Linked DNA regions of Mus musculus: regions 1, 2, 3, 5 and 6 are each linked to region 4. Evidence: chromatin loops called from intact Hi-C (ENCODE). Cell type or tissue: heart. All regions are shown on one strand.

What was found. Hi-C counts contacts between places; a loop is a spot of excess contacts. Peaks named below come from ENCODE experiments on the same cell type or tissue, not always from the same donor. Only the 100,000 strongest peaks of a DNase experiment are listed, where the experiment ranks them.
Region 1: a loop joins it to region 4, with 5 times the contacts of the local background. A loop is called at or near these places in 8 of 42 quality-filtered maps.
Region 2: a loop joins it to region 4, with 2.1 times the contacts of the local background. A loop is called at or near these places in 10 of 42 quality-filtered maps.
Region 3: it touches region 4 in a loop (7-fold over the local background); 7 of 42 quality-filtered maps call a loop at or near these places.
Region 5: it touches region 4 in a loop (2.8-fold over the local background); 2 of 42 quality-filtered maps call a loop at or near these places.
Region 6: it touches region 4 in a loop (8-fold over the local background); 8 of 42 quality-filtered maps call a loop at or near these places.

The regions. Positions count from the first base shown.
Region 1 is chr7:130,759,930-130,764,929 of GRCm38, reverse strand. It overlaps Tacc2 (transforming, acidic coiled-coil containing protein 2), which reads right to left. Exons shown (of 22, transcript NM_001004468.3): 21 at 4,895-5,000; 22 at 44-676. The coding sequence ends at 611. Among named protein-coding and RNA genes, the nearest start is that of Btbd16, 12 kb to the left of the region's middle. In heart, CTCF peaks have their summits at 2,086 (motif pointing right) and 2,718 (motif pointing left); DNase peaks (open chromatin) are centred at 2,099 and 2,359; H3K27ac peaks cover 447 bases.
Region 2 is chr7:130,533,271-130,538,270 of GRCm38, reverse strand. Nsmce4a (NSE4 homolog A, SMC5-SMC6 complex component) reads left to right here. Exons shown (of 11, transcript NM_001162855.1): 6 at 19-109; 7 at 1,194-1,288; 8 at 2,699-2,747; 9 at 4,410-4,501; 10 at 4,605-4,694. The coding sequence ends at 4,679. Among named protein-coding and RNA genes, the nearest start is that of Nsmce4a, 12 kb to the left of the region's middle. In heart, CTCF peaks have their summits at 2,919 (motif pointing left) and 4,799; a DNase peak (open chromatin) is centred at 4,760; H3K27ac peaks cover 86 bases.
Region 3 is chr7:130,690,507-130,695,506 of GRCm38, reverse strand. The region is part of intron 5 of Tacc2 (transforming, acidic coiled-coil containing protein 2); the gene reads right to left. Among named protein-coding and RNA genes, the nearest start is that of Gm34283, 28 kb to the left of the region's middle. In heart, CTCF peaks have their summits at 1,469 and 2,864; a DNase peak (open chromatin) is centred at 2,816; H3K4me3 peaks cover 2,859 bases; H3K27ac peaks cover 4,917 bases.
Region 4 is chr7:130,602,975-130,607,974 of GRCm38, reverse strand. The region is part of intron 2 of Tacc2 (transforming, acidic coiled-coil containing protein 2); the gene reads right to left. It overlaps Gm34365 (a long non-coding RNA gene), which reads left to right. Exons shown (of 3, transcript XR_378536.3): 2 at 593-722; 3 at 1,358-1,876. Among named protein-coding and RNA genes, the nearest start is that of Gm34365, 13 kb to the left of the region's middle. In heart, a CTCF peak has its summit at 2,700 (motif pointing left); no DNase peak of the experiment used is centred here; H3K27ac peaks cover 441 bases.
Region 5 is chr7:130,731,725-130,736,724 of GRCm38, reverse strand. Tacc2 (transforming, acidic coiled-coil containing protein 2) reads right to left here. Exons shown (of 22, transcript NM_001004468.3): 9 at 3,159-3,219; 10 at 1,497-1,776. Among named protein-coding and RNA genes, the nearest start is that of Gm34283, 13 kb to the right of the region's middle. In heart, a CTCF peak has its summit at 2,142 (motif pointing left); no DNase peak of the experiment used is centred here.
Region 6 is chr7:130,752,192-130,757,191 of GRCm38, reverse strand. Tacc2 (transforming, acidic coiled-coil containing protein 2) reads right to left here. Exons shown (of 22, transcript NM_001004468.3): 18 at 3,531-3,574. Among named protein-coding and RNA genes, the nearest start is that of Btbd16, 19 kb to the left of the region's middle. In heart, a CTCF peak has its summit at 2,201 (motif pointing right); no DNase peak of the experiment used is centred here; H3K4me3 peaks cover 351 bases; H3K27ac peaks cover 2,229 bases.

The DNA of each region.
Region 1 (5,000 bases), 160 kb before region 4:
GCTCCCTCTTACAAACCCAGACACGATAATGAAGGAAATGCAATTTAAATCAATAAGCAAAAGAGGCAGAGACCAAAACCTGATATGATTTAATGAAGGAAAGGACTCAGCCATTCCCAGAAAATAACTCACAGCCACACTCGCTGCCAAGACTCAAAGAAAAAACTTTATTTACAATAGAGAATTTTATTTGAAACATGCATTCTTTTTTTTTTTTTTTCCTAAAAAACCAAACCAGCAAATGTGGATCAATTGTACACTCCTTAAGGCAAGAGTCCCGATGCATATGTTCACGTCCCATCAGATGCTGCTCGCCAAAGGCCAAGGCCAAGGCCAGCAATTTGTAGTCTATTAGAGAATCTGACAGTCTCCCTGATACAGGAACTCCGAGGTCAACTTGCTATGAATTATACTAGAAAATGCAAACGGATAGCAAGGAATCCTGGTAGGTCTCGGCACTGCATACGGTCAAACCAACCTTATTTAGAAAGAGGACACAGTAGTGCATACGGAAGTGAAAGGAGACGCTGTTCACGGAATCGGAAGGACAAACAGTTGAGCCGACGCTCGTATTGCACGCAACGGCCAAGTCCACGCACTTGGCCCAGAGTTAGCTTTTTCCCATCTTGGCGATCAGCTCGTCACAAATCTTGGTGAGTTCTTCTATCTCTTTATTCTGAAAATGAAAGACAAGAGAGGTGTTCTTGGTGTTTGAAATTGAGCCAGTTACAGGGCTGGGGCGATGACTCAGTCAGCAAAGCCCATGTGTTGCAAGCTGAAGGATCTGAACTCAGCCCCCAGAATCCCAGAATCCTTCAGATATGGGAGTGCACACCTGCAAGCCCAGTATGGGAGGGAGGCAGACAGAGGGGGATCCTCGGCTAGCCTAGTCTGCTTATTAAGTTCTAGGCCAATGACTGACCCTGTCTTAAAAGTAATCAGAGACACTGGTCAAGTATAAAGGGACCATGAGAGAGGGGAATAGCAGGGTGCAGGTCTCTCACAGGTTGAAGGCAAGTCACCCATTGCTAAAGACACCACTCATTTTGGACAATGGTCTCAGGGGACTTGAGGTGATCTAACTTGAAAGCCTCTGACCTGCTGATCTACTTCCATAGCACCAGAAAACAAGGGGGGAAGGGGAGGGAGGGGGAACTGTAGTCGGGATGTAATATATGAGAGAATATGAAAGAAAAGAAAGTGCTATGAAAGTCAGCAAGGGAGGGAACCAATCCATAGTTCTATTCATCCATGACACCTATGATCACAATGTCCAGCTTTAAAAAAAAATGTATCTAAAGGTGATGGCCACCAACAGTTCTCGGTCTGTTCCATAGGAGGGAAATCCTGCCTGGCACTGGAAACCTCACAGCTACCCAGGACTAGTGAGGTATGGACTTTAGAGAGACCCTACTAGCAACACTTTATTAAAGTAGCACAATTCCTCACTGCCTTCTAGAAGAATTAGCTTCTCCCAGGGATGAGGCTTCTGTTGGTGACTCAAAACACAGTGGTTAGCCCTGAAATAATATATGCGCAAGCAACAAGTATATAAATATACATACCAAAAAGGTTAAAAAAAAAAAAAAAGGGAAGCAAGCAAGCCACCAAGCCAGGTGTGGTGGCACATGTCTGTTTGAGGCTAGCCTGATCTACATAGTGAGTTCCAGGCCACCAGGGCTACAGTGAGACCTGCTTCAACAGCAGCAGCTACTACTACTGTCACTAGTTAATCAGTAGCAACACTGGTCTCCTTGTAGGGGAGTTCACCCAGTCTCTTGGTCTCTTCTAAAGCTATCTACAGGAATTAGAGGAAGTAACTAGAAGCAAAACAAGTTTACATCCTAGCTATGGCTGGTAAGGGTGAGCGAGTTACACAGCCACTCCGAACCTTGGACTCCCCATCTTTAAAACGTTGGTGAGAATGAAATAAGGTAAGAAACGTGCGGTCTTGTAAATACAAAAATACAGTGAGCAGAGTGCAGTGGAGGGCTAGCTAGTATAGCTTTCATCCCTGGGCTAAGTTCCATGGCTCTTACATGGCTTTCCTGACAATGGCCCGGAGTTTAGAGAAATGCTAGCGCTGTTTAGAAGATGCCCAGTAGATGGCGCAGTAAAAGGCGCAGACAGCGATGGAGAGGCAGGCCACTTCAGGGGATTCCTCTCACACAGAAGCTATTCTTTGCTCATTCCTGAAACTCACTTAAAGGCAGATACACACATGCGGCACAGGCAACTGGGTGGCCGTTCCTGTCCTGTAGGATGGGGATCCAGCTGGGAGACGTCCAGCAGATGTGGCTCTACTCTCTGAGGGCTGAGACGCCAGGAGCCCAAGGCTGCTCTTGATCATGCACAAGTGGCCAGCAGCCCTCCCTGAGGACAGAGCTCCTGCATCTCATGTTTTCCTTTGAGATGCTGAGGAAGGTTGGCCTCCACCAACCCCTTTCCTGGAACCTCCTGCATCATGTCTCGGCTCAGCCCATGGCTGTCCCTGGGTTAGGACTCCAGGACTCCACACCACAGTGCCCACCGAACAGGGAACTGTGCCTTCGTGGGAGTGGAGGGGGGTAGCCGGGTGAGGAATCACTGTCTCCTAACAGCTTGACCATGCCTACGTCCTGCCTAGGCATACTCTGAGGCTCCAGCCCACACAAGTGCTAAAATCTCTGACCACTAATTCTAGTTATTCTCACCACCACTACTGCCCCCTGCTGGCTACAAATGGTAATCTTATTTTGCTGTGAATACCACATGCCAATCACCAAGCTAACGCCTTCCGCCTTCCGGGATGCTACCCCTTTAAAAGGAGCTGCTGTTAACCCATTTTTAGTGAGGAAACAGAGGCTTGGAGAGGTTAAGCGCTATGTGTAAGAGCACACAGCCAGTCAAATAGGAACAGATGTGTCCAGCCTAGAACACAAATTCCAGTTGTGCTTGCAACCACTCAGCTTCATTCTAATGTCTATTAATGTGCAGCGACTCACGGTGGAAGCCCCACAGGCCCACTGGAGGAGATCCGTCCCTAGAGTTAACCCCAGCACCATCAGCCACTACTGGGCAAGTAGCCCCATCGCGGAGCCCAGCATCTTGCATGGACCTGCCTTGAATGTGTTTCTGAATTTCTTTAAGACAAGCCTTGTTTGTTATACATCATACTGTCCTCCAGGGCGGAACACCAAGATCAGCTCATTCCTCCGGAAGCTTAGTTAGCGAGGGAATTACCTTTGCAGATAGATTTTAATCTTTGCTATTATCCAAGGCCAAGGGACCCAATTTGTTGGCATCCATGTATTTTAATCTACCGGAAAACACAGCAACACCTTCATTTGCTGCTCTGATTGGGCCAAGGACCTTGGAAATATATATCCTGGCTCCTCCTTCAGGAACTAACACTATATGGTGATTTAAACACATGTCTGATGGAACCTATATTGTGGAAACACTGACAACTGCCCCCCCCACACACACACACAATGACTAGAGGATGTGGTCTTTATTTTAATGGAACATTCCACTTCTATAAAAATATACATAGACCCAACAGCAAACCCGTAATGGTACTCAGTAATCAATGAATGAACAAATGCTTGGCTTTGCAGCTCTGTGTCTTGTCTCCATGGTGACTGCTTTGAACAATCAGCAGAGTCCAGAAATCACTCGTAGCTACAGTAGTCGCCATATGGCAATGGTTTGCCCTTCTCTTTCTAGAACAGTTCTTGGGTCAACTGACCAGCAGCCGTTACCTTTGTTTATCCTGGAAGAACGGGGCTAAATGATTCTCCAGAGTTGTTTTTGGAAGTGGGGTGGGGTTAGTATCACACTTGACATCAGGTAAATTCTCTTATCTAAAATATTTTCAGGGCTAAAGGGGACTGAGGAAGCAAGATGGAGGACGAGGCTCACCAGGGCCATACGATTGGTAGAGTGTGTGAGCGTCTGACCAGGTTCATTGCCAGGCTTTCTCTGACAGCACCTAGCAGAGGGAGTCAACACCCACCAGGGCAAAGGAGACTGGTACTCAGCCTAGACACCCTGCCTTCTTTGGACCACCCAGAACTGGAGTGTTTCTAGGATGGCAGAGGGCTTCACTGGGGCATCCAGGGACACAGTGGGTAAGTAGTAGGGTAGGTGGGCACACTGGAAATCAGGAAACCTAGGCATAGACTGAGTGACCTTTGGAGTTTATCTGAATGTGCCTGGCTCTGCCATCGCCCATCTTCTGTCAGCGGACTGGTGGGTTCCCCACCCACTCTCCAGTAAGAATGAGAGTTGAAAAGGTTCAAGGGCAACGTCTGGCATGTTAGAAGTTGTGATGGTTTATATATGTTCGGCCAAGGGAGTGGCAAGATTAGAAGGTGTGGCCCTGTTGGAGCAGGTGTGTCACTGTGGGTGTGGGCTTTAAGACCCTCATCCTAGCTGCCTAGAAGCCAGTATTCTGCTAGCAGCTTTCAGATGAAGATGTAGAACTCCCACCTCCTCCTGCACCATGCCTACCTGGATGCTGCCATGCTCCCACCTTGATGATAATGGACTGAACCTCTGAACCTGCAAGCCAGCCCCAATTAAATGTTGTGCTTATAAGAATTGCCTTGGTCATGGTGTCTGTTCACAGCAGTAAAACCTTAACTAAGATAGTAGTGTTTAACAGATATCTGACAAATGATGTGGAGGAATGAAAAGTGGGAAATCACCATGCAGGCTGCTATTCCAGGATAAACAGAGAGGAAAACAAAAACAAAAGGCAAAACCGGATCTAACGTGGTACGGTCACCAGGCATGCGCTTATAACAGGCGCTACCCCAGCTTTGCTCCAGAGACCCTCTGCCAACCCACCAGGCTCTATTACCCTCCAGAGAGGGGCCTCACTTTGGGTGCCCAGCCCCCACCCTCTCACCTTCTGCTCCAGCGTTCTTTCCAGAGCATCCACTCGAAGCTGCTCCTTCCGCAGGCTAGCCTGGTAGGCTGCTTGCTCTTGCTGGGCCTTGCCGCGAACCTGGGCA
Region 2 (5,000 bases), 70 kb after region 4:
TGTTGATTTGTTTGCCAGTTGAAATGCATGGAAGAATCTCACCAAGAAGCAACGGAGAAGGAAGTGGAGAGGATCTTGGGATTGTTGCAGACATACTTTCGAGAAGACCGTAAGTATGGCGTCACGCTCAAAAGTACCACCAATGGTGTTTAGCGGGCTTGTCACTTCCTACAAGGTGGTTTTATTTAAAAGGCATTTTCAGTTGCATATATTTGAGTTATTGTGACTCTTTCCTGTGTTTCTTTTTTAAAGGAGTTATTGCCCAGGCTGGCCCGGAACTCAGTAGTTTAGGCTGGCCTCAGACTCATGGGTGTCTGCCTGCCTTCACCTCCCGAGTGCAGGAATTAAAGGCAGAAGATACACCTGTCTCACTTCCTTTTTTTTTAATCAAACATATTTTATGAGGCTTTTCCTCCTAAATACCTCATGTGATGTTGATAAAATAACTTAAAAAGTGTTTTAGGTTACTTTTTTTTTTTTTAAAGAAAAATTTGTTATTTTTATTTTATGTGTATGGGTGTTTTGCTTGCCTATATGTCTGTGTACAGCACACATGCCAGGCCCTGTGTTCTTAACCTCGGAGGCATGTGGCCAGCCCCCATAAAAGTATCTCCTCCCTTGTATTCCTCATGTTGGTCACTTGTCAAACGGGTGCCTGCTTTAACAGTGTTTCCTGTTTATTTCATGTAAATATACATGTCAGGTTGGGGGGGAGGGGTACTTTTTCTTTTTTCCAAGCTAATCAATCAATCGATCGAACGATCGATTGATCAATCAATCCTGATATACACTTTCTGAGGTGTGGCTTTTCCCTGTAGACGTCGTTTGACATCCTACAACTTGCCCTTATTCTTTTCAGGGTTTCCCATGGGATGGCTATATCATAAACATAGTTAATAATCCTTATCACTGGAAAGGTTCTTTGTTGCATTTTCCTGCCGTACAAAGACTGCTGAAGTGGGTCTTTGTTTGAGCCACTAATTGCTGAGGGTGGCTGCCAGATCAGTTATCTGTATTTTAGTAGAAATGCCAAACTGACCTTCAGAATGGTCTATACCCCACAGCAGGAGGCCTGCGTGTTCCTTCTTGTTGCTAGTTAACATTAGGGCATAGACCTTGTTCTGAAATAATAGTTTTGTGTGTGTGTGTGTGTGTGTGTGATTTGAAGATTGTCTTTTTCTTTTTTTCTACAGCTGATACTCCAATGTCATTTTTTGATTTTGTGGTTGATCCACATTCTTTCCCCCGTACAGTGGAAAACATCTTTCATGTTTCCTTCATCATACGGGTAAGGTTTTAGGTTTCTCTAACATCTTGTGTGTTTTAAAAATGATACACCACTGAGAGAGGTATTTGTCCATTATAGCAGAATATTAATTGGTATGTTGGGTAAACTAAAATTTATGGGTTGCTTTTAGTTTTTAAAAATCACAAGGTAATCATTACTAATTTGAAATTGGAAATTTTCACAACTACTGAAGCAGGCCAGTTAAATTAGAGTGTGACGTTACCTTCTGGCAGTGTAAGGTGTATATGGAGCAAAAATGAATTTCAGGTTTAGATTAGGTCCCAATTCCAAAACACCTCATTGTATCTATGCAGAGAGTCCCAAATTCTTCTAAATTTGAAATACTTCTAGTTCTAAGGATAATGGTAAAGCTTGAAAAAGAAATGATTGCAATGTGGTAACGTTCCTGAAGTTTTCATGCTATATAAAAACAAGCTTGCCGGGCGGTGATGGCGCACGTCTTTAGTCTCAGCTCTCGGGAGGCAGAGGCAGGCAGATCTCTGTGAGTTCAAGGCCAGTCTGGTCTACAGAGTGCGTTCCAGGACAGGCAGGGCTACACAGAGTAACCCTGTCACAGGGTAGGGTGACACAAAGAAAAAACTTATTCCAAAGAAACAAGAGACCAAAGAAGCAGGAGAAGGAGACAGCCTCACACCTCTCACGTAATACTAGTAATGATATAGAAAGGAAGTGATAAAGTTAACGTGGCCAAAAAGCTGGAGCGCGTGGATAAAGGCTGGGGGGGGGTGGCTTTACAGTAGTTTGTAGCTCGTTAAGTATGGGACATGTACACAGCATTAAATCAGACCCCTTTCAGTGTGCTAAGGATATTTGAATTGAGATTCAAGCCTTACATTATGTTGCATTCCGGAACATGTAAGATAAATTTGGTTTTTAAATTTAGACAAAAGCTTCTATTTATCCATGTACTCTCTCAAACAATAGAGGCATGTTTGCCAGTGGTCCCAGTGACAGAATAATGCATGTTAAAATGTGGAGTATATGTGATAGAATGCATAAATCAGTTAGAGAGGAAGATGGCTGCCCTGAGGGTTTCTCGGGAGAGAGGACTGGTGAGTTGGCACAGCGGATGAAGTCTCTCTCAGGGTCCACATGGTCCATCAACGTCACAGGTTGTCCTCTGATTTCCCAGTGTACCATAGTGTCGCTCCATTCCTCCAAGGAATAGTATAGTAATAATTGTAATAAAGTCAGTGTGGACTCTGTAAAAGTCTGGTAAAAGTCAGTTAGAAACATCAGCAATAATAGTCCTTGTAGGGTAATATGAGAAAAGACTTGTCTGTGACTTAGGGTACATTTTGGCTGCCTGAAGTAGAGCTTTTCCTAACTGATGAAGAATTTTCATGCAGTAGATTTTGCTGCTTGCCTCAAACCATGTTTTTGTTTCAGGATGGTTTTGCAAGAATAAGACTTGACCAAGACCGACTGCCAATAATAGGTAAATTATACTGTGTTCATAGAAATCAGTTTTAGAAAATATTAGAGTTGGGGCTGGAGAGAAAGCTCAGCGGGTAAGAGCACTGGTTACTCTTCCAGAGGTCCTGAGTTCAGTTTCCCAGAAACCACACGGTGACTCACAAACATCTGTAGTGGGATCTGGTGCCCTCTTCTGGTGTGTCTGAGGACAGCTATAATGTACTCACATAAACAAATAAATCTTTTAAAAAGTCCAAAAAAAATAGACTTTATGAAATCCATTTTGTTTTGCTAAATGTAAGGTCTTTTTCTGTTTTTCTTCTTTTCTTCTTTCCTCCCCCCAACCCCGCAAATAGCCCAGGCTAGCCTGAAATTTGTTTTGTAGTCTAGGCTGGCCTTAAACTTTCAGTCTTCTTAGTGCTGGGATTAAAAGCTTCTGGTTTTTTGTTATGTTTTTGTTTTGTGTTTTTTTGTTTGTTTTGAGACAGGGTCTGTATCCATAACCCTGGCTGTCCAGGAAGTTACTACATAAACCAGTCAGACCTGGTACACTGTGATCTGCCTGCCTCTGTCTCCCAAGAGTGGGGAAGGAAGGCTTGTGCCACTACAAAAATTTTATTTTCTTGTTTTTTAAACCAAAGAAGTTCTGCTACTGAGATGGTCTCACAATGTGTCCCTGGCTAGCCTAGAACTTCTGTGTAGAACACACTAGCTTTAAACTCAAAGAGATCCACTTGTTTATGTCTTCTGGGTATTTGGATCAAAAGCATGGGCCATCATGCCTGGTAAATTCCCATTTTAATAAAATTGATGTAAACAAAATGTATCTGTCCTAGTTAACTGAAAATTCTGAAAATAGGATGGTTTTAAAACCTGGGCAGTGGTGGTGCACGCCTTTATTGCCAGCACTTGGGAGGCAGAGGCAGGCGGATTTCTGAGTTTGAGGCCAGCCTGGTCTACAGAGCGAGTTCCAGGACAGCAAGCGCTACCCAGAAAAACCATCTTGAAAAAAAAAAAGATTAACAAAATGATAAATCCCCCTAACTTTTTTTTTTAAGTTTTATTTATTATTATACATAAGTACGCTGTAGCTGTCTTCAGATGCACCAGAAGAGGGCATCAGATCTCATTATGGATGGTTGTGAGCCACCATGTGGTTGCTGGGATTTGAACTCAGGACCTTTGGAAGAGCAGTCGGTGCTCTTAACCATTGAGCCATCTCTCCAGCCCCCCCCCCCCCCAACTTTTACTGTTTGTAACTTTTGTAGCTTCCTTCTTTCTGACCACCACTGTCCATGTGGCCAAAGCCTTCCCTCCGAGGTTCTGTTCTCTCTTGCTCTTATCTGCATACAATCTCTCTCACTCATGCCCTTCTGAAGTCCCTTATGGAGAACTAAGGACTTCCAATGCAGTTATTTGTTCCATGCGCTTGGCTTCCTCTTGGACTCACTAAGGTTTAGCTAAGTGGCTAGTGCACAGATAAGCTAAACGTTCAGAAAAAGACCCCATGATCAGTGTGGGAATCAGCGGGGTTACTTGCTCCGCTACTCAACTGCTTGTAGTACGTGATATCTAGGCAGCACATACAAGTATCTTCTCAGTACAAGCTTCAATCCTATGATCGTTTGCTGTTCAAGTTACCTGTTCTGACTGATAATGTTTGAAATCTTTGTCTTTTAAACAGAGCCAGTGATTAATGAAGAAAGTGAGGGAATTGACCACAACATTCAAATTAGGAGTCAAGGAATTATAGCTCTGAGTTACCATGACTGGGAGGTAAGGCCCTGCAGGCCCTGCGGGTCACCCCAGGGCGGTTCTGACCTGGTCCTCCTTCCCTACGAATGTTCCCACTGCCTAAGTGTTCGTCGTTTCTGAGCAGGAGATTGTGAAGACCTTTGAGATTTCGGAGCCTGTGATCCCGCTGAGTCAGAGCCAGCAGCGGCTCAGTGCCTGATGCCAGCAGCGGAAGGTACCGTTTCCCACACGACAGACAGCCACACAGTTGGATTAAAGTTGTATTAGGCAACCCCGAGCCTTAGTAGTTCCTCCTGCCCAGGCCATCTGGGGTTTGTCTCCCTCTAGCGTCCGGTTCCTGAACTGTAACTGGTAAAGGCAGGCAGGAGCGGGAGGCCAGCTACCGTGACCATGGTGTTCCTGAGCTCTATAGATGAAAAAGCAGCGGGGGGGGGGGGGGGGGGGGGGGATGATTGTTCGTGGGCTTGTTTTCACTAATTGAGTACATGAAATATGGAGACTTCTCCAGTGTTGTGATGGC
Region 3 (5,000 bases), 88 kb before region 4:
ATGGTTAAAAAGGTGATTTGAATCTGAGTGGAGCCTCAGACCCTGCACTTCTGCCAGAGTCTGATGCTATAGTTAATGTGTCACCTCAGGGTTTTGAGGGGCTGGCTGCCTCAGATCTTCACCCTCTCCCTCAGTCCCCTCATCCCACAATCCCATGTGGCTTTAGCTTTCCCAGTCTTCCTCCTTCCTCACCTCACTGCTCTCTGAGAGGGACCAATCTGCTCACTGGGACTACACAAACCACTTACAGGCAGCCAGACTTGAAATCTAAGATAGAACCTTCAAACAAACAAAGCAGAGTGCTTCACAAACAAAAGTCCTTCGCTCGCTCGGTTTCCTCAGTTTCACCTTTATATATGGGCCTCTACAAATCCAGCTTTCACCCAAGAAATGTTCCCTCTAGATTCCTGCTGCCGTGGGCTGCAGCTGGCAGCAGGTGGGCGCCCCTGGCCTTCAACCTCGAACCCATGACATCGGCTTACAGCGGAAGCACTTCTCTGCCGCCACGCCTGCTATGTGTCTGTATCACTCGTGGGCACGAATACTCATATACACTACTATGAAAACACCACACCTGCTGGCACGTGGAAGAGCAGCTTTCTTAATGTAGTTTTCTTTTCTTTACTTTCCTTTCTTTCTTTTTTTTTTTTTTTTAACTTCAAGGTTGGGCAGAACACATCTGTAGGGGAAACACTTAGAGAAGGGGGTGCAAAGGCAAGCCATTAGAAACAACAGCCCTCAACAATTCCCCTTTCCACTTTTCTAAACTTTGGGGAACGGAGGATAGGATTTTTGTGAAGGCGCCTCATGTATCATCTTAAATTGTACTCTCAGACATTTCAGAAGCCTCAAGTGGTAAAACTGGATCAAGTGGAACAATGAAAAGGTTGGATGGGCAGCTGCCCTCTCAAGGTGGCCACGGGGCCTCTATCTTCTGTTGCCACTATCCCCCTGGGACAAACCCTTAAGGACTATTATCTAAAAGAACATGTTCCTACCAGAGTCTCTCCAGACTCAGCCCTCAGCTCCCAAGAACACAAGGCAGTAACTCAACCAGGATAGAAGACGGGGACCTTCGGGACCTGGGAACTTAATTTCCAATGGCTAATGTGCAAGTTTTCCCACCTAGGGTCACATTATCTTTTCTGGTCCCTCCGGTGCTTTGGTGTCAGATGTCACTGATTTCCAGTTCAGAGACTTTGAGAAAACAAACAAACAAAAGAGTCTGAAATTTTCTTTCCTCGAGTCCTATAAGGCAGTAGGATATTCCACACATCGAACAATACTGCACCTGAGTGGATAGGACAGCCTGGCCCTAGGTTCATACCATAAAAACTCCCAAACACAATACACCTCCATTGTAAGATACTGCGCTCTCAGGTTACGGGGATGAAGACACAGGTCGGATGCACACCTGCTCCTCAGAATGACTGGCTGTTCAAAAGGCAGAGCCTGGAAAACCATGCGGCTCAGCCCGGCATTACATCACCACATGAGTCCAGCGTGTCACTTAAGCCCAGCGAAGGGTGAAAGCCCCACACTCCCACACCTCTCATGGGGCCCAAACCCTACTCCAATACACAGACCAGGGCCTGCGAGCTTTAAAGTTACGTATCAAATACTCAAGAACGCACACTGCTCTGCCACCCCCCCACCCCGCAAGTCTCCAGAAATATTCTCCTCTTTGGAAAAGGGGAGAAGACATCCGAGGGAACTGGCAGAACCCACTTTCGACAGCAGCCTTTCTTGCTGAGTTGTGACCTGGCAGACAGACCTAGTCTATAAGCCCCATCCCTCCCGCGCCCCCAACAAGACTGGGTTTGTAATGGAGACTACCATAACAGAAAGAGCAACTGTAACAAACACTCCTCGGGAATAAAAAGCCACTTCTGAGCACATTAGCACTGTGGTTTGGAGAAAAGATCGGATTCCTGGATCGATGCATAGTCAGACTCTGCCTCAACCAATGACAAGGCTGTTTGGCTGTCTTTACTAATAATAGCAGGCGGCCTCGTCCTCGGTGTCAGCAGAAGAGAGTAGCCTGGTGATGCCTGGACTAGCCCGGCTGCACACGCACTCTGAGCTCCATGCCATCCATCTGTCCTGCCATGCAGGGAGCTAACCCAGCACTGTTTCCAGCATGTACAATACTCCTCCTAGGAGGAGGCCCTCTCTCCTTGATGCCTCCAGTTCCCTAGCAGGAAATACCAGTGGGGGCGGGGGTACAGAGGAAAAAGATGCTGATAGCGCAGAAGCCCCCACCATGCACCCTGCTGCTGAATAACCAAAACCGAATTCCAGAGGGCTATTTCTGCTCCAGAGGTATCCCAGGGCTGCAAGAAACTCGGTCCAGCTAAAACACAAAACACTACCAAGCAGCAGCCACCAGGTAAATCTTTGCAAGGCTTCCCGGGCCAGCCTAGGCTTCACGCTGCACCACATGGGGGAGAGAAGCACTAACAAAGCCGGGCAGCCTCTCCTCCCCACGGGGACTACAGGAGGCAGAGCACTGCACTTACATGGCCTCAGAAACCTCCAGGTTCAGGTCACTGGCTGGGGCTGGCTGCAGGGACTGCGACCCTCCCATCCTCGCTGAGCCCTGGCGTGCAGACTAGCCACGAGCAGGGCCAGCGTCCTGGTGCGGTTCCTCCAGCCCGGGGCGGGCCGGCCGGCGGCCGGGGCTGCTGCACTGCAGATGGGAGCAGCTGCTGGCATCCGTGGTGGCGGCGACTGGGAGCAGCGGCTCGAGGCCGGAGCCGGCCCGGGGGGCGAGCACCAAGGCAGTGTGCGCGTGCAAGTGCAGCTGGCGGGTGCGCGCCTAGGTGTGTGCGTGAGCGTGGCCGATACGCGTGGAGCTGCCCGAAAGGAGGCAGTGTGAGCCCAAGCACTGGCGAGGTCGGAAAGGATCTTCTCTTAAAGCCCCCGGTTCAGCCTCTGTGTTGGGACTTGATGATGTCACCACCACCAAGCGGCCTGACGCCTGCATCTTCACAAAGCTCCAACATCCTCCGGAAACTGCTGGGAGGGGGAGCGAAGACCCTCCCCTCTACTCACACACTAAGCCCAGCTTCCCAGCTTAGCCCAGACTGCTAGCTAGTACAGTGAGTCTTTTGAGAAGTAAATATATACTACTCAGCAGTACCTCTCTCTCTCTCTCTCTCTCTCTCTCTCTCTCTCACACACACACACACACACACACACACACATACACACACACACACACACACACACACACACACACACACACACACACCGCCCCAGAGAGCAGGGCAAGGTGGTCTATCAATTGACAAAGTTGGAAACAGGCCCCTGCTCTCTCACTCCCCCAGACTGTAGGAAGGCTACAGAACCAGAAAAACAGGCTGCAGTGGAAACTGAGGACCACACACCTGAACTTTCTCCAGACAGGAAGGCTGGGGAAGGACTAAAGTCTGTCCCAGAAGCATCGATCTGGCACAGTTCCTAGGCTTGCAGCCCACCAAGGCCAGGCTTCCAAGGATACCTTCATAGCTTAACAACTCTGCAGAGGTTGGGGCCAGCTGGAGAGAGAGCAGCACAGGGCCACCTTCAGGGACTGGGGCTGGATTCTGGTCTTTGGCCACCAGAAGAATTTTCTCTAAAGTCAAGCCCTATGCTATGCAAGCTGTGCTCCAGCGTCAGGGTCCTCCCTCATATACCAAGGATGTACAGGGGAATAATCCCCGATCCTAAACATAGGCAGGCTGGCATAGATGCTGGGGACACCCAGTGCCAGACCCCATTTCCCTGCTGGGGAGCAGCTCGGAAAGTCTCAGCAGTGGAGCTCTGGGCCTTCTCACTGGAGGCTACTTGAAAAGCATTCTATCTCCCTGTAAGTGCCTGTCACCCTAACACCCGACCACCACCTTACACATTCAATGCAATGGCTTTCTGAGCCCCGAACATTTACAGCTGGATTCAAACACCACTGCTTACAGGAAAGTGGAAAGACTCTTCTATGTTTTTACAATTCCTCAACTGGAATGACAGTTAGCTCATAAGAAGCATGTACATTATGGCCCCCCAAAAATAATAATATGAAGTAAAACCGACCGGTGCATACCATAAAATAAAATAAAGCTACGCAACACACTTTAAGATTCCTCCCGACGTACGTACTGACTGCCTTCTAAAAGTGTGGCTAAGGACGTCCGCACAGGCTGCACATCTAGAATTGCTACTTGCCTATAAGCTGCAGAGCCCGAGGGCCAGCTGACTTTCCTGGGCTCACATTTCTTCTCTGTGTCAAAAATACTACACCATCAAAATTGCTCCTCCAGATTGAGTGACACGAAATCTCCAGGAAGCACTGAGCTTTCTGTGTTTAAATAAAAACAGCAAACGATGCCGCCAGTCGTGTGGGGAAGGTAACCTTCAGCAGGGCAGCACACCTCCACGAAGGCCATCGTCACTCAAGGTCAGCACTACTGTCACCTGGTGCCAAGAACCCTGCAACTTATTTATTCAACCATAGGGAGGGGGAGGGGCTCTTTATTTAAAACAAAAACAGATCTTTTAGTTCTGTCTGCAGGTAGGGAGCCAAAAGAACCTTACATGTGTAGGAAAAGATCTTCATCAATGTTGATATGTAATCTTCCAAGGAAAGGGGCTCTCTCCCTGGGCACGTAGTATACAGAGTTCAGTTAGGTTACAACTAGGAAAAAATGGGAGAAATGAGAAGGAGGAGGGTCCTAGTTCCAGCCTGAACTAACCCCATTTTGCCCCTCACTGGCTCTATTCTGCCTCTTTAACTTTCTGCTTCGAGAATCTTCTACAAAGGCCCTGGACTGACAGATAAACATCTTCATGACAAAGGACCAACAGAGAGGACCTCTAAGCACTTGGGGCGAGGCTTGCAGGACATATCCCCCTCTCAAGGAGAAAACAGTCCATGATGGTGCAACTTTGTAAGGAACAGGGGCGAATTGCTTGGCGGGACCCAGACTGTCCCCCTCAAAGAGGGAGATGTATTAACTCATGGG
Region 4 (5,000 bases):
AATCTTAAGTTCTCTTTAAGGCCTGACTTTGTTTACAGGGAAATTAGATACTAAGGATCAAGTGTGTCTGTGCTTAGGGGTCTGGGTTTGGGGCGGCATCAATTGGGAGTGCTTCGAATTCCCACCGTGCCCCCTCCGGTCTTTATGAGCCTGTAGCTTGCCTAACCTCTCTGAGCCTTGTTTTTTTCCCAGGGTTCCCTCAGGTCGTCTATATTCAAGTATCCAGAACTGCTTTGCTCCAGGATGTGTGTAGCTCTGGACCCTGGGTCTAGCACTCAGCAGGCATGTTTGCAGAGAGAAATAAGACACACCCTTGCCTTTCAGCAAAGCCCATTGATTTTATTTTATTTTTTTTAAACACCTGGCTATCTTCCTGACAGTGACTTTACTCAAATGTGAAGTTTTCTTTTGTTGTTTTTGTTTTTTGGTTTTTGGTTTTTCGAGACAGAGTTTCTCTGTATGTCCTGGAACTCACTTTGTAGACCAGGCTGGCCTCGAACTCAGAAATCTGCCTGCCTCTGCCTCCTGAGTGCTGGGATTAAAGGTATGCACCACCACACCCGGCGTGAAGGATTTTTTTTTTTTGCTTTAGGCAGGAGACTGTCTTATGAAAAGCAGCTGATAAAGGAATGGTTTAACCAGAGTTGGAGACTCTGCTGCTCAGAGGCACCTAGGAGCTGACGCTGCTTCAGGACTGGCAGGGGCATTTACCCAACACACAGGTAAATCTTATCACCAGGGAGATGGGGACCACCACTCCCTACCCCAGAGTCTGCTTATGATGGTCCACCCCCACCCTCACCCCCTGCTCCATTCCTCAGCTCTACAGTGTGGCTTAAAGTCACTGAAATAAGGATGCAGGGAGGAGCTGGTCTATCTGAGAATAGTTTCGTAAATCACAGAAACCGCAGTAAGGACCTCACAGGATTTGGGGCCATAATCACCCCATTAAACTGCCACTCTTCCCTACTGCCAGGGGCCTGCTTAAATAAAGGCCCGATCAGGAGTCTCTCCAGCCAGTCTTTACCTCTCCTATAGTCTTTCCTTCACCATGTCTAAACTGATTAATTTCTCCACAGTTGCTCACAAGTGCACTGCCAGGTTTCTTTGGGGGTTCTTGGTCCCAAACCTTAGCATCTTTGACTCATCGATTCTATTCATCCTCATGTAGCACCGAGTCATGAGATCATAGGGTAGTCTCTCACATACAATTGGACAGAATTATAGGCCGGCCTACGACTTAACAATATAGACCAGGCTGGCTTCAACCCCACAGAGGACCAGAGTCTCTGCTGCAGGCATTAAAGGCATGTGACATCGCGCCCAACCATTTTCTTTTTCTTTTTTTTTTTAACAGAGATTTCATATGAGAATGTTAACAACCATGCTTGAAGCTTAAGCACAGCTGACCTTTGAGAGTCACCTCCTACTCTTGCCGGCTGTAAACAGTAATTTGCTGCGATTATGAACCTTGTGCACAGTCAAAACAAATACGTTACCTTCCGCATGACCTTCTTAGAGTAAGGAGGCCTTTTATGACCTATTTTTCTTTAACCACCCTATGATCCTCTCCAATGTGTCTGAGACACCATCTCCTACAATCTCATTCCCATTAGAGGGGACAAAAAAAAATGACAAAAATGTCCCTTACAAACACAATGCATACAGCCAGGTAGATGATGCCCCAGGTAAAGGCACTTGCCGCCAAGCCCTGTGGCATGAGCGAGTTTGATCGCCCAGAATCACACATGGTCAGAGAGAACCAGTTCCTGCAGATTGTTCCCTGACCTTCTCAAGTGTACCGTGACAGACGTATACCCCAATAAATAAAAACAATTATGAATGAAACCCTGTGAACAATGACTTAAGAAACCACCACCACCTCCCTATATAATTAGTGTGTTAAGATGGTCACGTGCACCTGACCCTTCTGTGAATCCTGTCTTGAGTATGCACTCTCTCTCTCTCATGAGCATCTTTCTTCTCTAACACACATGCTTAAATCTAGTTTATTTAGCCTTTAAAATGATTTGTTTTTATTTATGTGTACATGTATGTGTATATGCATATGAATGCATGTATTTTTAGAAACCGGAGTGCTGGCTCCCTTGGGACTGGAGATACAGGCAGTTGTGAGCCATCTGATACAGATGCTGGGACCTGAACTCAGTTCCTCTGCAAGAACAGTAAGCAATCTTAACTGCTGAGCCATCTTTCCAGCCCCCCTGAATCTACTTTAAAATCTTTTTCTTATTACACTCTAACTTTGATCCATATTGAATCCTGAACTTTTTTTTTTCCGCCTGTGGCATAGCCAAAAATCCTGGCTCCACCAGAGTGGAGGTTTCTCCAAAGTCACGCCTAGGGCTACATCCCTGCTTCCTCCACAGCAGCCTCAAAGCCCAGTTATTCTATGAAAGTTGTGTGACAAGATCAGCTTGCATGTTGTAGGGCTACCGTTCTTGATTGTTGGTATGTAAGAAGAGAAAGGCTACGGGATTTGATGGGCCTGGAACCTAATCCAGATGCAGACATCTGGGCCGACTGCACCAAGTAAACCGGGGGAGCAGCAGGGGTGTTACCTGGATTAAGCTAGCTTCCCTCTGGAGGGGAGGACTGACCTCCCTCGGGAACCCAAGTGCAGCCAGGTACTATGCAAGGTCAAGTTATAACAGCGACACCATGTGGCAATCAGGAAGCAAGGCAGTTAGACAAGCTCCTCTGTAGGTGAGGAACCTACCCTAGGGGACATGTAGGCCCCTAGTTCTCCTCTAATTCAAATAGGGAGATGGTTCTTAACGCAAAACAGGGACTTTCTCCCACTGATGCAGATATTTAATGCTCCAAGTCTGTGTCCTTGTTTGTGCTGTGGAGATAAACCTGGGTAGAGAGGCAATCCTTGGTAAGATTAATTTGTACCTTTCTCCTTGTACATTCTCTCTCCATATTTGTTGAGAACTGGCTCTGGGGCCCCCTAAATCAACAGGTGTTTGAGTTCCCGAGGCACAAGATCCACAATGAATTCTCCCAATACCTTAAATCAGCTTAATTCCTTTTAAAATCTGTCTGGTTGTGGTTTTTGGAAACAATGTCTGGCTACAGAGTCCTAGCCTGCAGAGAACAATCAGTTGTAACCCATACCAGTCTCTCACTCGTGGTAGTCCTTCTGCCTCTGCTCCAAGTGCTGAGCTCCCACAGTAAATACTCCACTGTGCCTGGCTAGACTACTTATAGCTAACAGGGTGAAAATAGATGATACACTGTGCTGTTTAGGAATAATTTTTAAGTCTGTATATGTTCATTACAAGTGCATTTACCCCTGTCCATGGTGGGTTGAATCCACAGACGCAGAGCCTCAAAGGATAAGGATAAAGAGGACAACTGTTTTCCTCCCACACCTCAGCTGCCACAGGCCTTTCTGCACTTCCTGTCTCTGGAGCTTTTGCAAGTAGAAAATAGTCTGAAGTTCATGACTAGTCCTAGCCCCTGTAAAAGCCTGAATCCTTTCAGAGTAGATGCTGATTGTCCCACTGGGCCACTGGAGACTGCAGGCGAATTTGAAGATGAAAGAGCAGAGAAAAGTCCTGGAGCGGGGTTGGGGTAGGGTGGGTGGAGGTATGTGTCAGGGGAATATGGTAAGGAATCCCTTCTCCTGCTTCCTGACTGTATTCTCGGGCTCAGAGGTGAGTGAGCATTGAGGAACAGCCCCAAGGGAATGGTCCTGTGGCAAAGGTTACAGGGAGGCGGCATGGTCCTGTGGTCCATGGATAGCGTGCCTGGACCAGCATGGTCCTGTGGTCCATGGATAGCGTGGCTGGGTCTCTTGGTGGTGGAATAGGAGAGAGGAGGTCAGATGACAGCCTCAGTACACCAGGCTTTAGAGAAGCATGTCAAGTATGAAATGGTGGCTCACATCTTGAATCCCAACACTCAAGAGGCAGAGGCAGGTAGAACTCTGTGAGTTCCAGGCCAGCCTGGTCTAGGACTACCAAGTCTATGTAGTAAGAGACCTTATCTCAAAATATAATAAAATAAAATACATAAAAAAATAGAACAGGACAGCAGTTGTGGGAATTCCCATCAGCCTGGCAGGGTTCAAGACTCAGAATCAGAGCTGAATTGGTTCAAAGAAAGCAGAATTTTATTTTGTATGTGTAGCTCATGTGGCCTGGTGTCTGGCGCCCATCTGCAAGTGAGTGTTAGATGCTATTGTTATCCTTCTGAGCGATGCCAGGCTGGTCTGACTCACACAGGAGCCTTCCCCCATCTTGCCTCCTACAAACATCCTGACTGCATGGTGGATACGGTGAGTGCCTGGAGAGCAGGGGCAGGGGAGCTTTGGAGGGAATTTGGCTCTGCACTGGACAAGCGCTCACTTACTGCGGACCACCCTGTTTTCAGCTATGAACAGGAGTTTGCATTTTCCTAGATGCTGTGTAGTTCAAGCGCCCAAGAGAGACAGTTCTTCAAGAGTAAATGATAATTGACTAAAGCTGAGGAGCAATCAACTAAAGAGCTTTGAGCTGCTGTTACTCATCAATCCATGTGTGACACAAGCTGGGGACAAGTCCTCCGATCTCCTAAGAGACCCCAAGACTCTCTGAGGATGAGGTGGGGAGAGCTGGACTTTTAGACTCAGCCAACGGTAGGTTCTCTCATGTGGGATTCCAGAAACAATAATTCTAGTAGTCGCACGGCATTGGAGCCAACTGAGAAGTCTAGTTAGATCCGGATACTAAAAGCTTTGTCCTGTTACTTAGACAAACATAAATCAGGTGATAGAGATCTGAGGAGACAAGGAGTCTTCCTTGTTGAGACTACAAAGGTCATAGTTGCAATTCAAAGTTTCACTCCTGTGCCTGGCCTAGAGCTGCATGCCCTAATCCCAGCTCTCCTGAAGTAGAGGCAAGTGAATTTTTCAGTTCCAGGCCAGCCTGGCCTAGAGGTAGAATTCCAGGCCAACCAAGACCACATAGTGAGACCCTATCTCAAAATCAAAC
Region 5 (5,000 bases), 130 kb before region 4:
TTCATTCTGAGCTTCATTCTGTGTGAAGGCATGTGCATATGAATATTCGTGTGTGTGAATATGGATGTGTGTACAGCATAGTGTGTACATGGGTGTCAAAGGACAAGCTTAGTTGTCATCCCATGTCTTCCACTTGTTTGAGGTGGGTTTTTTTTGTTTTGTTTCTTTAGATGAAAAATGACTCTCCTGTCTCTGCCCCCATCTCTCTGCTGGAGTACTGTGATGCTTGTCCTGCGCATGCGCATCCGGCTTTTACAGGGGTTCTTGGAATTTGACCCCAGGTCCTCATACTGGCATAGCAAACACTTCGACCCACTGCGTCATCTCCTTAAGCTTTCCCCATTTGCTGAATTTTTGCAGAAACAATTGTCAGAAAGTTTAGTGAACTGTCTTAGTTCATGACCAACACACTGCCAGATCAAATGTGTTTCAATTCTCAATACAAGCCCAAGCTGGCTTCTAAATGTCTGTCTGTCTGTCTGTCTGTCTGTCTCTCTCTTTCTGGTGTTTAGAAGGTTCTTATCTAGCTCAAGAGAGGTGAGCCAGCAGGGAACTGGAGATGCTATCCAAGTGGCTTTTTTCCCTCCTCAGGCCCCTCCCTATGCAGGTGGCAGCTGCTGTTTACCTGCCCTGGCCTTGCATTTCTTTGATCTCAAACCCATCTTCAGCTCCTATGATCCTCATAGTAGTGTGGAGACACGGAAGGGAACTAGTTGTTGCTTTCAGTAAGCACACAGCCCAGTAATGAACACGAAATGCACAAACTTCTTCATCATGATCTTAAGAGGCCCCAGATCAAGCATTAAGGGAAAGGAGTAGATATCCAGGCAAAGGCTGAGACAGGCAAAGGTGGGGAAGGAGGGTGAACTTCTGGTTCTCCCGTCTCTACCTTCTAGACGGCTGGGAGTGTAGATGTGTGCCACTAGTTGTTAATGTAGTAGAGAATGTTTATGCACGATGCACTCTGCCAAGTGAGAACATTCTAGCCCTAAGATATATGACTCATTCAAACCCAACAATCAGAGAGAAAGCAGAAACTGAATACACAGCATAAAGGTAGACACCAAGATAAGACAAGTGCCTGGGACCTTCCAAATGCAATCAAGTTCTCAATAGCAAGCAGGGGTGGGGGAGGGGGTGTAAGCCTCTGGTTCCAGGCTTGATTAAAATGGGTGGTCATATTGGCTACCCATCCTGAGGGGGACATGAACAAGGTTGGTACCAGAAGACCCAGAGGTGGGGTGACCTACAGTCAAAGATCAGTGTGAAAGATGTCCCTTTGGAGCAGCAATGCCTTTCAAAGCTACAGAAGGTATCCAAAGCCATACAGCCAAGAACAAGCAAGTGAGGGTTCAGGATCTGGGCTAGAGGGTTCTAGTCTGGTTCTCAGCAGGCATCAGAGGGTCAAGGGACAGGTGCTCTCAAGCCATAGCTTTGCATACAGTGGGAGGCGTGCAGACTGTCACACGGGTAATGGTTACCTGGCTGGCAAGTACCTTTTCTGGCTCTTTGCCCCCTAGGGACAGTATTCTCCAAGGCAAGGTGTGGGTCTGGCTGGCCACCGAGTTGCTTACCCTCTGAGGGTGAATTGAATTTGGTCTCATTTACAAAGTTAGACAGGTCCGAGGGCTGAGGGAAGTCCTGTTTGTCAGCATCCAAGTCCACCGTCATACACGTCCACTTCTGGCTAGTGACTGCCAGCTTCTCCTCATCTGTGGCGTGGACCACTGTAGAGATGGCTGAGGGTGCTTCCGGCGTGGCAGCTGGAGTGGGGTCCTGTGAGGAGATGAAGCAGCCTTTTCTTTCACCCAGTCTCCTGATCGGAAGCCATGCCCCACAAGCCAGGGAAACCCCTCCGTCTGTTCCCTGGGGACTCTGATCCACGGGGCCTCTCAAGGAAACCCCTTCTCTCCTCTATGGATCTCCTTTACTGATGGTTGATTTCAGGGAGTGACCATGGGCTATCAAGATTAGCTAATTAGGGATGGGGAATAAAAAAAAAATTAGTTAATTAAATTGTTAAGTTTTAGGCTGGAGGGATGGCTCAGAGGTTAAGAACACTGGCTGCTCTTCCAGAGGTTCTGAGTTCAACTCCCATGGTGGCTCACAACCATCTGAAATGGGATCTGATGCCCTCTACTGGTGCATCTGAAAATAGCAACAGTGTACCCAAAAATAAAATAAACAAACAAACCTTAAAAAAAAAAAAAAAGTTAATTTAAAACAAACAAACAAACAAAAAAAAAAAACCTGGACATGGTGACTCCTATCTGTAATCCTAGCATTTGAGAAGCCGAGGCAGGAGGACAGTTGGGACTGTGAGACTAGGCTGGGCTATAGCGTAGGACTCTTTGTGCAAGGTCTAGAGATGTGGCTCCATGGTATGGTGCTTACCTTGTGGGGGGCACAGCCCTAGGTTCAATTCCCAGCAGCAGCACCACCACCAAACCTCATATAGTAGTTCACACCTGTGATCTCAATACTAAGAGACTGAGGCTAGCCTGGGCTATGTAGTAAGTACCAGGCCAGTCAGAGCTACAGTGAGACCCTGTCTCAAAACAATAAGTCTCTACACTTGGTTGTCGGAGACAGCCCAGTTAAACTGTAGTACCAGCAACACTAACAGTCATCACTCCAGTCCTTTTGAAGAGAGAAGGGGGTTTTACTGCCATTGTACAGGGCAGAGAGAACTCAGCAAGAGCTACGATTGGACCTCAAGTCTCCAATGCCTGGAGCTAAGGTCCTAGTTCCACCTGGTCAACAACTGAAGCTGGTCTGGATCTGAAGAGCAACTTGTCTTATCACCCAGAATGGCAGCAAGCCTGCCTGAGGATTGCCTTCCTTGGTCTATAGAGAGTTGAAGACATGGCATGAGCTTGTTAGAAACACAGCTAAGAGGGAAAGATTTATTTTATATGTGTAAGTGGTGTGGGGGTGTGTGTGCGCGCGCGTGGTACCCACAGAGGCCAAGAGAGGGTGTTAGAACCTTTGTACAGACAGTTGTGAACCACCATGTGGGTGCTGGGAGCGTGTGCCTGGCATGTATGCACACACAAGCAGCATTAACCTCCCTGCTCAGCAGTGTAATACTGTGTAATACAGTGTAATACTGTGTAATACAGTGTAATACAGTGTAAGGGGTCATGGGAATGCTGTACCTGAGAAGGCGGGTCAGACAGAGGAGACCGCTTTGGAGACTTCTTCACCCTAAACGTGTCACTGTAAATAAAATGGGGTCACAGGTCATTCCAAAGCACCCAGTAACTTCCTACCCCACCCCCACCCCCCACCTACCAAACCCCAGCTAAAGGGAACCCATTCTGACTTTCTAACGTTAGCCCCCAAAGGGAAGACCCACCAAGCTGGAGACCTTTAAAGACAAGCCATTTTGGAGAGCTGACCCAGAAAAAAAAAATGCAGCTAAATTTAACTAACCGTTCTTCTTTTTATAAAAGCAAAGTCGTGGTGAGGAGACTTCTTTCTGAGCCAGCTACGGCTGGGGGAGGGCTGTAGGCTTATGACACTAATTAACAGGATCCAATTTGCACATGTGCAACGAGACACAGCTCTTAATGAACAGCCAGAGGAGCCCACACGGAAACAGAAAAGTTCTGGATCCTGTGGGGATCCTGTGAGCCCTTTGTACTCACAGGAACACAGAGCACAATGGGTCCTTCTGCTCTGCAAGTCTCTGGGTAGGATTCTGACTGGAGGCAGAGATGAGGAGGGCGGTAGTTTATGTCTTTTCCCTGGCTATGGTTAATGGACCAGATTCTCCTTCCTCCCTCCCTTCCTTTTTCTTTCTTTTGTTCTTTCATACAAGGTAATGGAGGTGGAGTGTCAGACTGGCCCCAGGAGAAAGGGATGGCTTTAGCATAAGCAGTACTATTTGGTTTAGCATAAACAGTACTATTCTGGACTAGCCTAAAAAGTACTAATTCCAGTTTAGCATAAACAGTAATATTCTGATTTAGCATAAACAGTGCTGTTTGGTCCATTAGTCACCATGCTCTTGGGGTCATTTCTATAACCAAAAATGAAGGCCTCCAACCTGCAAACTGGCCCTTCCCTTCTGGTTTACAGCCCTCCCCAGTATGGTTTTAGGACCAGGCAAAGCCAGAGCATAGGTATGGAGGAGGTGGTCCCTCCCTTTAAATCCATCACACACCTCTGTTTTCCATATTAACTGAGTAGGTACAGAAATCTGGTACCCAAGTTCCTTCCTTGTGTACTCTCAAATAAAACACTCCAACAATGGCATTTGATCATTAAAAAAAAATGACCATAAATGGTTATTTATTGCATTTATGGCATTTACCGTAAAACAGTCTAGTCCCAACATAAGGCATATATTTATTCATGCATATAAATATACAACTGTTTTATAATTGCTTGGGTAAGACAGCATTGGGAGACTCTGTGCTTTCCGGGGGAGGGGAGCTGCCCCTGTAAGGATAGGGGCAAAGCACATAGATTCAGAGCCCTGGCTAGGATACAGAGCACCAGAGGCATACAGATAGCCAGTTGCACTAATGCCTGGCAAAGCTACCCACAGATCTGACAGGTTAGCATCCAGCCTGGATGTAAGTGACCAGGAGGAGCACAACCACGCTGGCAATGGACTTCAGCCGTGGGCTCCACACTGGGTGATCCCACATTCCCTCAGACTTCTGAAAGCATGAATTTGCAAGAGTCCAGATGGTAGTACTTCACAACACGAGAACCAGCCTCGGTGGTCTCCGCCCAGGCTTCACGCAGTGCTTAATATGAAAGCATCCTGCTACTACTGTGAGCAGTCACCCACCAGCCCAACGTACAACAAAAAGGAGGGGAATGAGGAGTTAAAAAGCAATGTATGATAATGATTTAAAAAAAAAATAAATATAAATAAACCAAGCAGGGGAAGTGTTCTGTTATGGACAAGCAGGCAGCTGCTGGTAATCATGTTTCACAGGCAAGCAGTCTCATGCTGATCACAGTGTGGAGATGAAACAGAAAAG
Region 6 (5,000 bases), 150 kb before region 4:
TTGGGTTATTTTTCCTTCTGTTTTCTGATAGAGCACCCTCTTGCTGTGTCTTAAGTTCAGCACATTATTACTGTGTGTCACAGTGAGGGGGAGGGGGGGTGTCACAGCCTGAATTTTACTCCAAGCCTTGAAATTTTGTGGACCCAGGGCCTTGTCAGCTGAGAGTGTGCATTAGAGCTAGCTGGAGGGCTACACAAACAGACATGGCTCCCTCCTCTCTTTTGACTCAGCAGATCGGGGTGGGGAATCTACACAAGTAACAAGCTCCCTGGATTCAGATAGAGCTGACCCAGGGCCCTGCCTGGAAAACCACTGCCCTAGGAGATGCCTATTGTCCCTCCACCCTGCCTCTATGATCCCAGGGTTCTCAGCAGCGTCCAGAAGCCACCAAGGGCAGTGGCTCTGGAGTCTGACACGCCAGCTTGGAATCCCAACTCTGCAGTGTTCTTAAACTCACTGTGCCTCCTCACCAGAACCAGAACCAGAACCAGAACCAGGGGATAGCAGTGCTTCTGGGCCATAACATTTGGAGAGGTTAAAAAAAAAGAGAATGAATACAAAGCTCTTGGTGCCCTGGGACGGCCTGGAATCTGACCTGTTATCAACAGCATCACTGCCCACAGAAGCTCTTAACATCGCCCCTGACCCAGTGGGACAGCGTCACAGTGACTCATGAAGTGCTGCCTTTTAAATAGAGAGCTTTTTAATACAAGCAATAGACTTGCTCTATCCACACTCCTAGAGGAGAGGGCACTGGCAAATTCCACTAGATGTTATTGACCGAACTTTAGCCATTTCCTTTGCTCCCAGCATGCCGTACAATGTACATTCTGGGCTGATCTGTGGTCACGTATACATTTCACCAGACAGGCTGAAGGAGCTATTTATCAAACAGAGTTCCATCTGATTTCCTGAATCTAAGATGTCGCCTAGCCCAAGCTTTCCTCTTGTCACTTTTAAAAATAGAATTGCCCGGTTCCCAGGAGAGCCAGGCAATGGCAAGTCTGCACAAATCTTCTTACTCGTGACCAACAAAGCTAGGCTCTTAAAGTCAGGAAATCAGCCTCAGCCCCCAGACAGGACAACGGGGACTCGAAACCCTGATGGGGGCTTTCTGGCGTTTGCAGGCAAACCACTATTAAATCCAATGGGGAAAGCAGCAAATACGAAAGCAAAAATAACCAAGCCAGGAAAACAAAACACAAGCAAGGGGCTGCGAGGGGTGGGCTGCGATGGGTGGGTGTCAGACGGTGGGGGTGGGGTGGGGGTAGGGAGCAGTTACTTACCAGGCTTGCCTGTTTGTTTTGCAAGCAAAGGGCAAAGAGCAACAGAAAATGGAAGCAAAACAGAGAATCAGGGCAGTTGTTAGAAAAGCAGAAACAAACAAACAAACAAACAAACAAAAAATCGCCACAATCTGGAATGCAGAAAGCGCAGAGGTTCCTTCCTGTCCTGCATTCCATGGAGCCCACTACTGAGCTTAGATAAGGCACGCTTTCTCCTGAGGAGCTGCTGAGAAGGGATGAGCAGGTGTGGCGCCTGGGTCAGAGGAACCAGGCTCTCCCTCAAAACACATGCACTCTGGTCCTAAGCTGCCAGGCTCTCAGGCCCAGGTTCGCCTTGCTGGACAGGTGGAATGAAACTGGGATGAAAACATGGAATCCAGATGAGGCCCATGGGCTTGTTTCTACATGTGAAGGGACCTACTTTCCTACGAGGCAGGCGGGTCCACCCACCTTCCCTGGGCGGTCATGTCACAGGTTGTCAACACGGAACATGAAATGTCTAGTGGCCTCACCCAGCGATCCTCCACAGCAACTGACATACAATTTTTCTGGGTTAGAAAAGCTTTGGAAAAGCGGATGAGGGAGAGGCTGGTGAGTAAGGCTCGTGACTATGCACACAGTAGGGATGTTATCCAAGAGATGATGCACTCAGCTAGGGATGCTGTAGCAGTCTCCCTGAGCCATCCTGGGGGTTCTCTTGTACACAGAAAACTGTTCAGAGTCCAAGAAAGAAATGCACCAAGCCTCTGATACCCACCCTTCTTAACTGTCCAAGATTAAAATGTTCCAACTGCGGTCAGCTGCAATTTCTCTCAGAAGCAGGAATCAGCACCTAGTAGCTTCTGTCTCACCATAATGGCAGATTCCCAGATAGGTCAGCTGGACAGGCTCTCATGCTTAGAGTCCACCAGGGGGAACTCCTGCTTCTCTGAACATCCCTAGCTGTGTGCTTGCTACAAGCTGGCTGTGGCAGCCTTCCCTCAGGCCTTTCTCCCTCAACACCACACTAGCATCTGCCAGTGTCATATCCCAAGACACAGGAGGCAACCCTGTCCACACTGAGAGAAGCCTGTTTCCTCTCCAGTTCCTTTGCCAGCTCTTAGAATGCGCAGCATGTTGAAGTTTCTATCTCATCCATAAGCTTGTGCATTTGGCTCTGATGGGATGCACCTTCCATGGGATCAATGTGGCTGAACGTAGGCCACAATTAATGCTCCCGAGAGGGCCAGCCATTCAACCATTGGCCCTCCTGCTACTGCAAAGGCCACTGAGCCGTTCATCTTGGGGTCAGCTATAGACGGGTAGGACTCAAAAGGCCAAACATTTGCTACAGGGCTCTGTAAGCTTGTACAGATCTAGGCTCTGTAAGCTTGTGCAGATCTAGGCTCAGCACAAACTTGTATGTTTACCCCACAAATCCTTAGGTAGGGAAAAAAAATCATTTTTAAAACTGATTATCATGAACCTAAGCAAATAAACAGATAGCTAGACATAAATCAACATGAAGACCAACTCCCCAAGACTATACAAGCCTGGTCTTGGACTATCTCCAAGAATGTTTCTCATTATAGAGGAGGAGGATGGGGAGGGGGAGATGGAGAGATAGATAGTAACACGAGGAAGGGAGGAATAGAGGAGAGGAGGGGGGCGGAGGAAAGGAGGAAGGAAGGAAAGATGAAGGAAGGCACACAGGTCATTGTGTGTCATTTGCTAGTATAGGGCCGTCTTTCATTGCAGGCCTAAGCAATCTTTCAGCTCTGGCACTCAGGGATGCAGTGTTCTGACGGAGGTGTCACATCTCAGGGAGAGCTGGGATTGGCTACCATGCTCTGCCAGCCGCAAGAGGAAGGGTACTGGGTAGGGAGTTGCCATGGGTTCCATCCTGGCCCTAAATCTATGTGTTAAGGCTGTATATTTAATCATGGACTCTAAACTAAGTTGGGGTTGGGGGTTTTAATTCTATGCTTCCTGCAAGCAAAATCCAACTTACTGGCCAGACTCAGACTCCTTCCCAACATGGTGGATCACCTGGTTGGGTAAATGAGGTCTGTGGAGATGCTGGGGAATTGTGAAGTTGTGACGTACATTCTCCTGGCTATCCTCAGGGTACAGCCACAAGTGCGGCTGAGATGGTCCCTGCCGAGGAACTCACTACTCTTAGAGGAACTGGCTCTGAGCCTTGTGGCTGAAACCCACCCCCATTCCCCTACCCCCTCCCCTGAGCACTCTAGTCGTGACACCCACCGATCATCTGTGCAATGGTCTTCTCATATTCGGCCACAATTTTCCTGGAAGAAAGGCAAGGAAACACTCAGCTATAGAACAGGACGGTGTTAAATCTCTGCCCACGGGGGTGGGGGGTGGGGGGTGTGGGGCGTGGGGGGGTGTTACAGTGTAACCAGGGAACAGCAGCACAAATCCGGTCAGAGCTGGGCTCACACCCTCTGCACTCATCCCTGAGCTCCATCACTAAGTTCCTTCTCCCGGCATAAAGCTCTCAGTCCACCACGCTGTCCACTATGTGAACCAACGGGCCAGAGCGCCCCCCAGAGTCTCACATCTCACTGCTCTCACGGGCTCAGCACTTTCCAGCTGGCTCACGGACATGGCGCTCAATGTGCATAGACAATTTCCCCCGATCTCAGCTCTCTCGTTCCAAGTGTAGCCTAGGGTGTTTGCTTACTTCCTTCTCTCATTTCTGCCACCCAGAATCTGTTTCTCGAGTCTAATTCAAACCTTTCCCTCCCCAGGAAGCCTTTCTCATTGCTCTTGTAGCTCCCTAACATCCTTTCCGTATCTTCTTCCAAAGCCTCCGGAAACAGGAGCTAGTCTCCTCTAATGGAGGAGACATTCCGCAAGGTCTTAGGCTGCTTCTTGTCCCCTTGCATTTTTAATGATTTATTTATTACTTTTATTTTATGTGCATTGGTGTTTCACCTGAATGTATATTTGCATGAGGGTTTTGGATCCCCTGGAATTGGAGTTTCAGACAGTTGTGAGCTGCCATATAGGTGCTGGGAATTGAACCCAGGTCCTTTGGAAGAGCAGCCAGTGCTCTTAAGTGTTGGGCTACCTCTCCAGTTCCCTCCCTTGTATTTTTAAACTCTCTCTCTCTCTCTCTCTATATATATATATATATATGTATATATATGTATGTGTATATGTATAAATAATAAAATTAATCTTGGGGAGTGGGTGTGTAAAACAGTATCTCACCATGTAACCTTTGACTGACCTAGAACTCCTTACATAGACCGGTCTAGCTCTGAACTCACAGAGATCTGCTTGCCTCTGCCTCCCAAGTGCTGAGAATAAAGGTGTGTACCAGCATTGCTTGGCAACTCCCCCAGATGAAAATATCAAGGTGTCAAGCATCCCTCTGCAAGAGCAGTCCTCTGAAGATGCAGGGTCTTTGCCCATTCAATCCAGTCACCCAGAAAGTGACACAGTGCCTTCGGGAAGATGTGCTGGTGGCCTAGAAAACAGGCCCTGACCCTCATCTAGGTGTTTTGTTTCCTACTAGAAATGTATGGAGGAATGCGAGTCTGCTGGAGTTGAAGCAGGGGGATGCAGGACACATTTATCTCACTGGATTCTTTAACTCGTGCATTGTGTTATTCTAAAAACACTCGTAGGAGATAAAGAGACACCCCAGCAGTTAGAACTTGTGCTGCTCCAGAAGACCCAGAACCCACAGTGGACAGTTCTCAAGCA